Linked DNA regions of Homo sapiens: region 1 is linked to region 2. A link is an interaction called in ENCODE POLR2A ChIA-PET data of the cell type or tissue named here. Cell type or tissue: PC-9. All regions are shown on one strand. Links, peaks and the distances in the headings refer to the core of each region. The heading gives the core; the rest is flanking DNA. Region 1 overlaps PHLPP1 (PH domain and leucine rich repeat protein phosphatase 1). Region 2 overlaps ZCCHC2 (zinc finger CCHC-type containing 2).

Region 1 (5,377 bases), core at 127-5,126, 290 kb before region 2:
GACAAACACCTCATAGTAGTGTGTAATGAAAGAGAAACTGGTGGCCGGGCACAGTGGCTCACACCTGTAATTCCAGCATTGTGGGAGACCGAGGCTGGCAGATCACAAGGTCAGGAGTTCGAGACCAGCCTGGCCAATATGGTGAGACCCCCCTCCGTCTCTACTAAAAATACAAAAATTAGCCAGGCGTGTTGGCGCGCACCTGTAGTCCCATCCATTCGGGAGGCTGAGGCAGAAGAATCGCTTGAACCTGGGAGGCAGAGGTTGCAGTAAGCCGAGGCGAGATCGTGCCACTGCACTCCAGCCTGGGCGACAGAGCAAGAGCCCGTCTTAAAATAAAAAGAAAGAGAAACTGGTATAAAGCCTAGTTTTTTACAAAGAGCAGCAAAACAGCAGCTTCACCAGTTACTCCGATACCACATAGGAAGTCCCCTAGGCCTATCTTCCCCATGCTTAAAGCAACAGAAAGAACAAAACAGAAATCTTTTATTGCAGTGTAAAATTTTAAAATTCTCTACCTTAAACAAATCAAAATCACTGCCTTATATTACACAGTACAAAGTACAAGCTGATAATATGTCACTTGGTATGCTTTGTTTTGCTTTTTTAAAAGAAAAGTCAGTGAAAGAAGCTGGACTCAAACACATATTGTGTGCTCCATTTAGATCAAGTACAAAGACAAGTGAAACTACTTCATGATGTTCTAAGTCAGGATAGTGATGATGTTTAGGGTAATAAAGAGAAGGGTACAAGGACAGCTTCTGGAGTGCTGGCAATATTCTCTTCCTCATATGTGTACTGGTTACATGGATGTGTTCACTTTGTGGAAATCCATCAAGTTATACACTCATATCTGCCTTTTCTATGTTTTTTTATACTTCTACAAATTTTCAAAAGGTTACAGAAGGAGGAGTAAGACCCCAGATCCTCTCCCCAATTCCAGCAGAGGACAGTTTATTCCCTGGAAGAAAACGAACCAGAGTCCCTGATTCAAAGACATCAGGCATACTACATCACAGCATGACAAACAGGGAAACTGCTTTCTTCGGCCCTTCATTTGACCCAGGGAGGTAATTTGGAAGAAAGAGAATAGTCTGTCAAAGCATCAGGGAGGTAATTTGGAAAAGAGAGAATAGTTTGTCAAACTATAGAGCAATAAGAGAATGAAAACCACTGAGTTAATTTCTTATTTAGTTATACATACAGCTTGAGTATTCTCAATGATTCTTCTTCATCTTGAGATTTTAAACAACAGCTGAAAGATGGCTCATGTCCAGTGACTTGGTTTACTTTTATATTCAAAATATTTCAGTCTCAGTGTAATATACTCATTTTCTGAGATGCTGATTATTGAACATATGATCTCTAAAAAGATAATTCCAGAAGTCCATCTGGGTAGCATCAAAGACTCCTTTATCTCCTTTCATACCACATGGCTCAGTAATACTGTCTTATCAGACATGTGTTCTTTGCAATTATTTTTCTGATCAATGATAGGTTTGGGAAATTAGAGAAAATAAATGTCACTGAAAACAAAGTATTAACTAAATTTGTACATTTAATGTTAATGTTTACATATACAATTTTAAGATACAACTTTTTTTTTTTTTTTTTTTGAGACAGAGTCTCGCTCAGTCACTCAGGCTGGAGTGCAGTGGCGCCATTTCAGCTCACTGCAACCTCTGCCTCCCAGGTTCAAGCGATTCTCTTGCCTTAGCCTCCTGAGGAGCTGGGATTATAGGTGTGCGCCATGACGCCTAGCTATTTTTTTGTATTTTTAGTAGAGACGGGTTTCACCATGTTGGCCAGGCTGGCCAACATGACCTCAAATCATCCACCCACCTTAGCCTCCCAAAGTTACAGGCAAGATACAATTTTCATCTAAAATAGTCTGAAGTTATCCCTTATTGATTTGGTACACATGCAATGCTATAGAAACTGGCTTATGGAAGTTAAAATGAATAAGACATGATTGTCAAAGGATGACGGTATAATCTGTAGTATTGTTTAATTCTTTGTAATTACTTAAGTGTCAAAATATCTCTCATAAATTGAAAAGAAAAAAGTTATCAAGCATAACAGAAAACACTGTTCTGAAAACAGGGAAGTTAAATAAAAATCCACATATGGCCGGGCACAGTGGCTCACGCTTGTAATCCCAGCACTTTGGGAGGCTGACGCGGGAGGATCACAAGGTCAGAAGATCGAGACCATCCTGGCTAAAACAGTGAAACCTTGTCTCCACTAAAAATAGAAAAATTAGCCGGGCGTGGTGGTGGGCGCCTGTAATCCCAGCTACTCAGGAGGCTGAGGCAGGAGAATGGCGTGAATCTGGGAGGCGGAGCTTGCAGTGAGCCGAGATCGCCCCACTGCGCTCCAGCCTGGACAACAGAGCCAGACTCCATCTAAAAAAAAAAAAATCCACATACTAAACCTTGAGATTCTTCCTCTCTTTTCCACTCATTACCCTAAATCTTGGCATGCATCGCCGTGGCAGAATACCAAAGGGTTTCTCTAGTAAACTGACACCCCCTGAGGAAAAGGTCCACACACTGTCTTTGCTGTGTAGCAGGCCAGAAGAACAAGCACATACCCTGGCTCCAGGAAGAAAAAAGTCTCCAAGAAAAAGGTGCTGAGAGGAATATAAGAATTCCGTCAGAAAGCTTACAAATACCAGGGGAAAAAGAAAAGTATACAAGTGATAAAGTGAGGCTGCTATCAAGCCAGCACAAGAAAGGAAATATAATCACTGCAATTAAATCCCTTAGCTGTGAATAAGTTCCAGGTTCATAATAACGTAAACAGTGAGTACTGACTTAACCAAAAATTAACACCTATATATTGAGAGGATAGGGGAAAGAGAAGTTAGTACATGTGGTGTGGGGTAGATGGGGCGTGAGACAATGTAAATGAATGAAATCCTTATCTTCCATAGTAATGAGTCAACATATAATGTCCAATAATGAAAAAATCAAAACATAGCAGTATACACATAATATTTAGAAAGAGAAAGGAAAACGGCAGAAAGAGCCAAAAGATTCAAAAGGGTTGTCTAGGGAGCAGGACTTGGATGTAGGGATGGGCTGGAGCTTCAGGCACCTACTTCTTATTGTAAACTTCACTGCTTATTAAGATCTTTAAAAATCTATATAGGGTGTTACTTTGATGAAGGAAAAAGGCTTAAATTTTTAAAAATACAAAATAAAACAAAACCAAGAAATGTAAAAAACAGTGGGCAACAAAAATAGGGCTAACCTGCAGAGGGAAAATGACAACAAGACAATCAGCTCTCAAAGGTAGCGCAACAGACCAGGTGAGGGTTGAGAAGTACTTTTACTATAACAGCTGGGGAGAGAGGGTGTGTGCAGTAGAGGGATGGGAGCAGAGGAGAAAAGAGGATGAGCTCAAAAGATATCACACAGAATCAACAGACATGGGGGATCAAGTCGGTGACTCTGTAAGAACTAAAAGGCAAGACAGAATCTGAATCCTCCTGAAGTGGGTCATGCCCAAAATATCCCTCCACCTGGATATTTATTCCACAAATACTGGCTCTTTGGGAGCATTTTAATTTTCTTTTTATTTAGGTTTAAAATGTTTGGATTATTATGAAATACTCAAATTTAAAAAATGCAGAAAACTGTAACATTCATCGGCATTAACTATACAGCGTTTTAAAATACTAACCTTTTGGGCCAGGCGTGGTGGCTCATGCCTGTAATCCCAGCACTTTGGGAGGCCAAGATGGGTGGACTACCTGAGGTCAGGAGTTTGAGACCAGCCTGGCCAACATGGCAAAACCCCGTCTCTACTAAAACTACAAAAATTAGCCAGGCATGGTGGCGGGTGCCTGTAATCCCAGCTACTCAGGAGGCTGAGGCAGGAGAATCGCTTGAACCTGGGGGGCGGAGGTTGCAGTAAGTCAAGATCGCACCATTGCACTCCCGCTGGGCAACAGAGTGAGGCTCTGTCTCCAAAAAAAAAAAAACAAAAAACACAAAAACAAAAACGTTTTGGCCTCTCATTTTTCTTTTTAAAGAAATAAACGTTACAGATATAGTTGAAACCTTGTTCAAACCATTCACTAATCCCCATCCCCCGTCTCCCTAAAAGGTAACCATTAAACTGAATTTGGCAGTTAACATCCCCATAGACCCCAACTTTAAAAGAGAGCATTAGGTTGGATGAATTTTTTTTAACTTTTATTTTAAGTTCAAAGCTACATGAGCAGGTTTGTTACACAGGTAAACGTGTGTCATGAGGGTTTGTTGCACATATATTTCATCACCCAGGTACTACGCCTAGTATCTGTTAGTTATTTTTCCTAATCCTCTCCTTCTTCCTGCCCTCCAGCCTCCAATAGGCCCCACTGTGTGTTGTTCCCCTCTATGTGTCCATGTATTCTCATCACTTGACACCCACTTATAAGTAAGAACATGCAGTATTTGGTTTTCTGTTCCTGCCTTAATTTGCTAAGGATAACAGCCTCCAGCTCCATCCATGTCCCTGAAAAGGACATAATCTCACTTTTTATGGCTGCATAGTATTCCATGGTATATTAAGTACCACATTTCTTTATCCAGCCTATCATTGATGGGCATTTGGGTTGATAGTCTGGATGAATTCTAATGCACCATTCTGTTCTAAGACATCAGGATTTGGCAGTATGATAGAAAGCCTTTGATGTTCTATGATAGAAGTGCAAAAGTCTACACTTCTGTGAAATATGCAAAAATACTTCCCAATAATTTCAAACCTCAGAACACACTGATTGATGATAGTTCATGATGGGTAGCTCCAGAAACAAACAAACAAAATGATAATAATGATTATAACCTTTCAGCCAAAAAGAAAAAAAAAAGCATATTAACTTTACTGTTGTAGTGCCAGTACAACTTTTTATTTTATTTTTGAGACAGGTTTTCCCTCTGTTGCCTAGGCTGGAGTGCAATAGTGTAATCATGGCTCACCGCAGCCTCAAACTACTGGGATCAAGCAATCCTCATGCCTCAGCCTCCCCAGTAGCTGAGACTACAAGCATGTGCTACTATACCCAGCTAATTTTTAAATTTTTCTTTATAGAGATGGGGTCTCATGACATTGACAGGCTGGTTTCAAACTCCTGGTCTCAAGCCAGCTTCCTGCCTCAGTTTCCCAAAGTGTTGGGATTATAGGACTGAGCCATTGCATCCAGCCAGTCCAAAATTAGTAACAATACATAGAGCATATAAAACCTAAGCTTAAGTATTTTGCAAACAAATCAGTCCTACCATTTGTCTTTGGTGAAAATGCGAGACTGAAGACAGAAAAATTATGTTTAAAGAACTGTGGTATACCTGTTATTAGATTCTAGTATCAGTTGTTTTTGAGGTTTTTT
Region 2 (5,377 bases), core at 104-5,103:
CTCTCTCTGCACAGGGTCATCTGAAGGGGCGAGGGCACTCCAGTTAAAACATTCCCTCCACCCCGAGCTGACACCTGCCTCTCAGCCCTGGGACCCCAGAGCCCCTCATCCTTTAACAGCTGGTCTCCTCCCCTAAAGAGAAGAAGATGTAGAGATGTCGTGACTACGTTTCCAGGCAGGGACCCCATTTCTTCATATCTCACACCTCGAAACTCACTGCTCTGGAAATCAATGAGCCCTCCCTCTTGGTGGGGTGGGGTTGGGTGGAGGGGGGGGTCAGTATTTTTTTATTCTTTTAAGATTATGGGAGTGTCATGGGGTGGAACTATTGTCACAGCTTGCCTCCATATGGTTTCACTGCCTTAACCTTAGAATGCTTTTGCAATCAGTATGGAGAAGTGAAAAAGATGTCTTCCAAGCTCAAATGGATGGTGCTGTTAAGTACTAGGTGCTGTTAAGAAAACAGGTATTTTACACCGTGCTTTCTCATCTCTTTGGAACCTTTTCAGAAAAATTTGATTCTTAGTGCTTACATAAAAAATTAAATGTAGATTTGCCTTGCCATAAACTTTTACTTTGGTACTGAATAATCATGACCGTTATGACTCGGCATGTCTGTACAGTCCATACATACCATTAACTGGCAAGCTTTCCAACTAGGTTTAATCTGCGAGGGTAAGGAATAGCTTCTATATCGTTCATCAGTGCATAGAGCAAAATTAACTAATCTTAGTCTAATGAAGAGCTATGTTTGCTAGGTTCCTCACCATCCAAAGAATCACTGCCATCACTCCTACCCAAACCTGTTCTCGTCCACATCTTCCCTTTTATTAAAAAAAAAAGACACGGTCTCACTCTGTCACCTAGGCTGGAGTGCAGTGGCATGATCTGGGCTCACTGAAGCCTCTGCCTGCTGGGCTCAAGCGATCTTCCTGCCTCAGCCTCCTGAGTAGCTGGGACTACAGGCATAGACCACCAGGACCAGCTAATTTTTGTATTTTTTGTAGAGATGGGGTTTCGTCATGTTGCCCAGGCTGGTCTTGAATTCTTGGGCTCAAGTGATCTGCCCAAGGCCTTGGCCTCCCAAAGTGTTGGGATTACAGGTGTGAGCCACTGTGCCTGGCCCTGTCTCTTAAAATAGTATTACAATCTCCCTGTTCATCAAAATTGAATTCAACTAGAATTTGAGTGGCTTCTCAGTGCTATTTCATTATGTTGGACCTTTCCCATAGATTATTTAACCTTCAGAGCCATTATTTATTTATTTGAGATGAAGTCTCACTGTCACCCAGGCTGTAGTGCAGTGGTGTGACTGCAACTCACTGCAACCTCCGCCTCCCAGGTTCAAGCGGTTCTCCTACCTCAGCCTCCTGAGTAGCTGGGATTACAGGCACACACCACCATGCCCGGCTAAGTTTTTGTGTTTTTGGTAGATTCGGGGTTTCACCATGTTGGTCACGCTGGTCTCAAACTTCTGACCTCAAGTAATCCACCCGCCTTGGCCTCCCAAAGTGTTGTGATTACAGGAGTGAGCCACTGTGCCCGGCCACTGAACCATAATTTAAAAGAGCAATTCTCATTTTACATCTAGGGAAAATAAAGTTCAGAGCATCAAGGTTCCTTCTACCTGTCTCTTCCATCCCTTTCTAAATGGACCTTCCCACGGCCAACACCTTAGTCTCGGCCCTCCTGGCCATGCCTAACCCGTCTTTCAACCTCCAGGCTCTCTTTCCTTAACCACCTGAGGATTTCCTCAAATACCACTGTCAATGTGTTTTCCCTCTATTCAAAACTTGGAAACTTCCCATTTTTCATTCAACCAACTCCAAATTCTCCAGTCTGATCCCATTTTATCTACTGTACCCACAAATCTTGAAACTCTTTTATAATTTTCCCTTTACTATGGCTGTATCTCCTTCCCCCACGTCCCCAACCACACACTGCTGTTTTTGTTCCTGCCCAGCCTGCGTCCCCTTCCCCAAGGTGACTCTCCACTCTGGGGCTCTTTCTAGATGCAAAGACCTAGGCTGCACATGCATTCCCCCACCTGGCCTTCCACAGCACTGTGACACCATCTCGGGAGGGGTCCACCTGGCCTTCCACAGCACTGTGACACCATCTCGGGAGGGGTCCACCTCGCCTTCCACAGCGCTGTGACACCATCTCGGGAGGGGTCCACCTGGCCTTCCACAGCGCTGTGACACCATCTCGGGAGGGGTCCACCTGGCCTTCCACAGCGCTGTGACACCATCTCGGGAGGGGTCCACCTCGCCTTCCACAGCACTGTGACACCATCTCGGGAGGGGTCCACCTGGCCTTCCACAGCGCTGTGACACCATCTCGGGAGGGGTCCACCTGGCCTTCCACAGCGCTGTGACACCATCTCGGGAGGGGTCCACCTGGCCTTCCACAGCGCTGTGACACCATCTCGGGAGGGGTCCACCTCGCCTTCCACAGCACTGTGACACCATCTCAGGAGGGGTCCACCTCGCCTTCCACAGCACTGTGACACCATCTCGGGAGGGGTCCACCTCGCCTTCCACAGCACTGTGACACCGTCTCGGGAGGGGTCCACCTGGCCTTCCACAGCGCTGTGACACCATCTCGGGAGGGGTCCACCTGGCCTTCCACAGCGCTGTGACACCGTCTCGGGAGGGGTCCACCTGGCCTTCCACAGCACTGTGACACCGTCTCGGGAGGGGTCCACCTGGCCTTCCACAGCGCTGTGACACCGTCTCGGGAGGGGTCCACCTGGCCTTCCACAGCGCTGTGACACCATCTCGGGAGGGGTCCACCTGGCCTTCCACAGCGCTGTGACACCGTCTCGGGAGGGGTCCACCTGGCCTTCCACAGCACTGTGACACCGTCTCGGGAGGGGTCCACCTGGCCTTCCACAGCGCTGTGACACCGTCTCGGGAGGGGTCCACCTCGCCTTCCACAGCACTGTGACACCATCTCGGGAGGGGTCCACCTCGCCTTCCACAGCACTGTGACACCATCTCGGGAGGGGTCCACCTCGCCTTCCACAGCACTGTGACACCGTCTCGGGAGGGGTCCACCTGGCCTTCCACAGCGCTGTGACACCATCTCGGGAGGGGTCCACCTGGCCTTCCACAGCGCTGTGACACCGTCTCGGGAGGGGTCCACCTGGCCTTCCACAGCACTGTGACACCGTCTCGGGAGGGGTCCACCTGGCCTTCCACAGCGCTGTGACACCATCTCGGGAGGGGTCCACCTGGCCTTCCACAGCGCTGTGACACCGTCTCGGGAGGGGTCCACCTGGCCTTCCACAGCACTGTGACACCGTCTCGGGAGGGGTCCACCTGGCCTTCCACAGCGCTGTGACACCGTCTCGGGAGGGGTCCACCTGGCCTTCCACAGCACTGTGACACCGTCTCGGGAGGGGTCCACCTGGCCTTCCACAGCACTGTGACACCATCTCGGGAGGGGGGTCTAGATACCCATTCAGGATTCTCTACTACATTGCTGGTGTGAGTGTAAATCACTTGGAAAACAATACTGCAAATCTTGGCAAACTGAATACTTGCATGTCCTACAACCCAGCCGCTGCACTCCCAGCTTGCCGCCCTAGAGGACTCGTGTACACACGAACCAGGGACAACAATGTTCCCAGCAGACTTGTTTGTAACAGAAAAAAAATTAAAACCACCCAGATGTCCATTGACAGAATGGAGAAATTATCTATATTCTTCCCCACAATGAGACTATCATAAGGTAGGGAAAATGAATAAATATAAGAACACAACATCAAGACCATAAAATCAGATGAACAGAGCCAGGCACAGAAAGCTAGGCACAAAAGGATACCCTTATAAAGCTCAAGAAAAACAAAAAGAAACGGTATATTTAGGAGCAGTGTGTGGGGAAATAAACAAGTAAAAGAGTAACAGAAGGCCGGGCGCAGTGGCTAACGCCTGTAATCTCAGCACTTTGGGAGGCCAAGGCGGGTGGATCACCTGAGGTCAGGAGTTCGAGACCAGCCTGGCCAACACAGTGAAACCCCTTCTCTACTAAAAGTACCAAAAAAAAAAAATTGGCTGGGCGTGGTGGTAGACGCCTGTAATCCCAGCTACTTGAGAGGCTGAGGCAGGAGAATCACTTGAACCCGGGAGGTGGAGGTTCCAGTGAGTCGAGATTGCACCATTGCACTCCAGCCTGGGCAGCAAGAGCTAAAGCATGTCTCACAAAAAAAAAAGAAAAGACTAACACAATCTAAAGCAGTGGTTACCTTAGTGTAGTGGGGGAAGGGGAGGGAGGGATAGCTAAGGATATGGGACATGCTAGTTAATGTGAATCTGGGTTCATGATTTACACGTTACCTATAGGTGCATTATTTGTTGGCTGAAAACGAAAGTTGGTGCCCTGTAAACAATCAGGGAATTTATAATCATTTCAAACTCACTGCCCACCCAACCGGATCCAGAGGGCACAGTCATTAGATGGCTCCTGACAAAGAGCCAAGGCCCAGGACGGTGCTGGCCACCAGGACTGCGTCAAGGGCGGCGTGGAGCAACACACACAGGCCCCCAACCGTCTCTTATAAATTACCAACCGTTTAAAAACTTTGAGCCTGGATTACAGCCAAGATAAGCAATGAAATAAAAAATAGTACACATTATACTGAGAGAGGGGCCTGGCTAATAAAATCACACTAACAAAGTTGATAAAGTAATGAGTCCTTTACACTTTTAGTGGCTAAAGGCCTAAACTGGAAATACGAGCTCAAGGTTGACAAGGACTCTGCCTCATTGCTACCATAGTGTTTGGCACGCAGCCGAGTACTCAAAACTCACGGAGTGCAGTCCCCCTTTCTCTAGTGGTCACGCAGATTACCTCTATATAAAGTTACTTGGGAGGCCGGGCATGGAGGCTCATGCCTGTAATCCCACCACTTTGGGAGGCAGAGGCAGGCAGATCACTTGATGTCAGGAGTTCAAGACCAGCCTGGCCAACATGGTGAAACCCCGTTTCTACTAAAAATACAAAAATTAGCTGGGTGTCATGGTACATACCTGTAATCCCAGCTACTCAGGAGGCGGAGGCAGGAGAATCGCTTGAATCCAGGGAGGCAGAGGTTGCAGGGAGCTGAGATCCCGCCACTGCACTCCAACCTGGGCGACAGAGCAAGACCCCGTCTCAAAAACAAAAAGGTTATTTGGGGGAAGAACTGAGGAGCATCCAGATGGTAAATAACTTTGGGATTCACTGCCCACCCTGCAGGGAAATGGATTGATCCTTAACCCCAAAATAATTACATACCTAAATAAAACTTTAAAAAAATCGCCATGTATGATGTCCTATCTCCACTTTTACAAAATTTACAATGAGGCACAATTCTTAAGCTGTTTTTCATTTT

What was found. Peaks named below come from ENCODE experiments on the same cell type or tissue, not always from the same donor. Only the 100,000 strongest peaks of a DNase experiment are listed, where the experiment ranks them.
Region 1: POLR2A ChIA-PET joins it to region 2 with 5 read pairs; 2 of 35 experiments call an interaction of 5 or more read pairs at or near these places.

What each region holds. Positions count from the first base shown.
Region 1 is chr18:62,864,861-62,870,237 of GRCh38, reverse strand. The region is part of intron 4 of PHLPP1 (PH domain and leucine rich repeat protein phosphatase 1); the gene reads right to left. Among named protein-coding and RNA genes, the nearest start is that of PHLPP1, 150 kb to the right of the region's middle. In PC-9, for the core only: no CTCF peak of the experiment used is centred there; no DNase peak of the experiment used is centred there; H3K27ac peaks cover 546 bases.
Region 2 is chr18:62,578,567-62,583,943 of GRCh38, reverse strand. It overlaps ZCCHC2 (zinc finger CCHC-type containing 2), which reads right to left. Exons shown (of 14, transcript NM_017742.6): 14 at 5,365-5,377. Among named protein-coding and RNA genes, the nearest start is that of ZCCHC2, 58 kb to the right of the region's middle. In PC-9, for the core only: no CTCF peak of the experiment used is centred there; no DNase peak of the experiment used is centred there.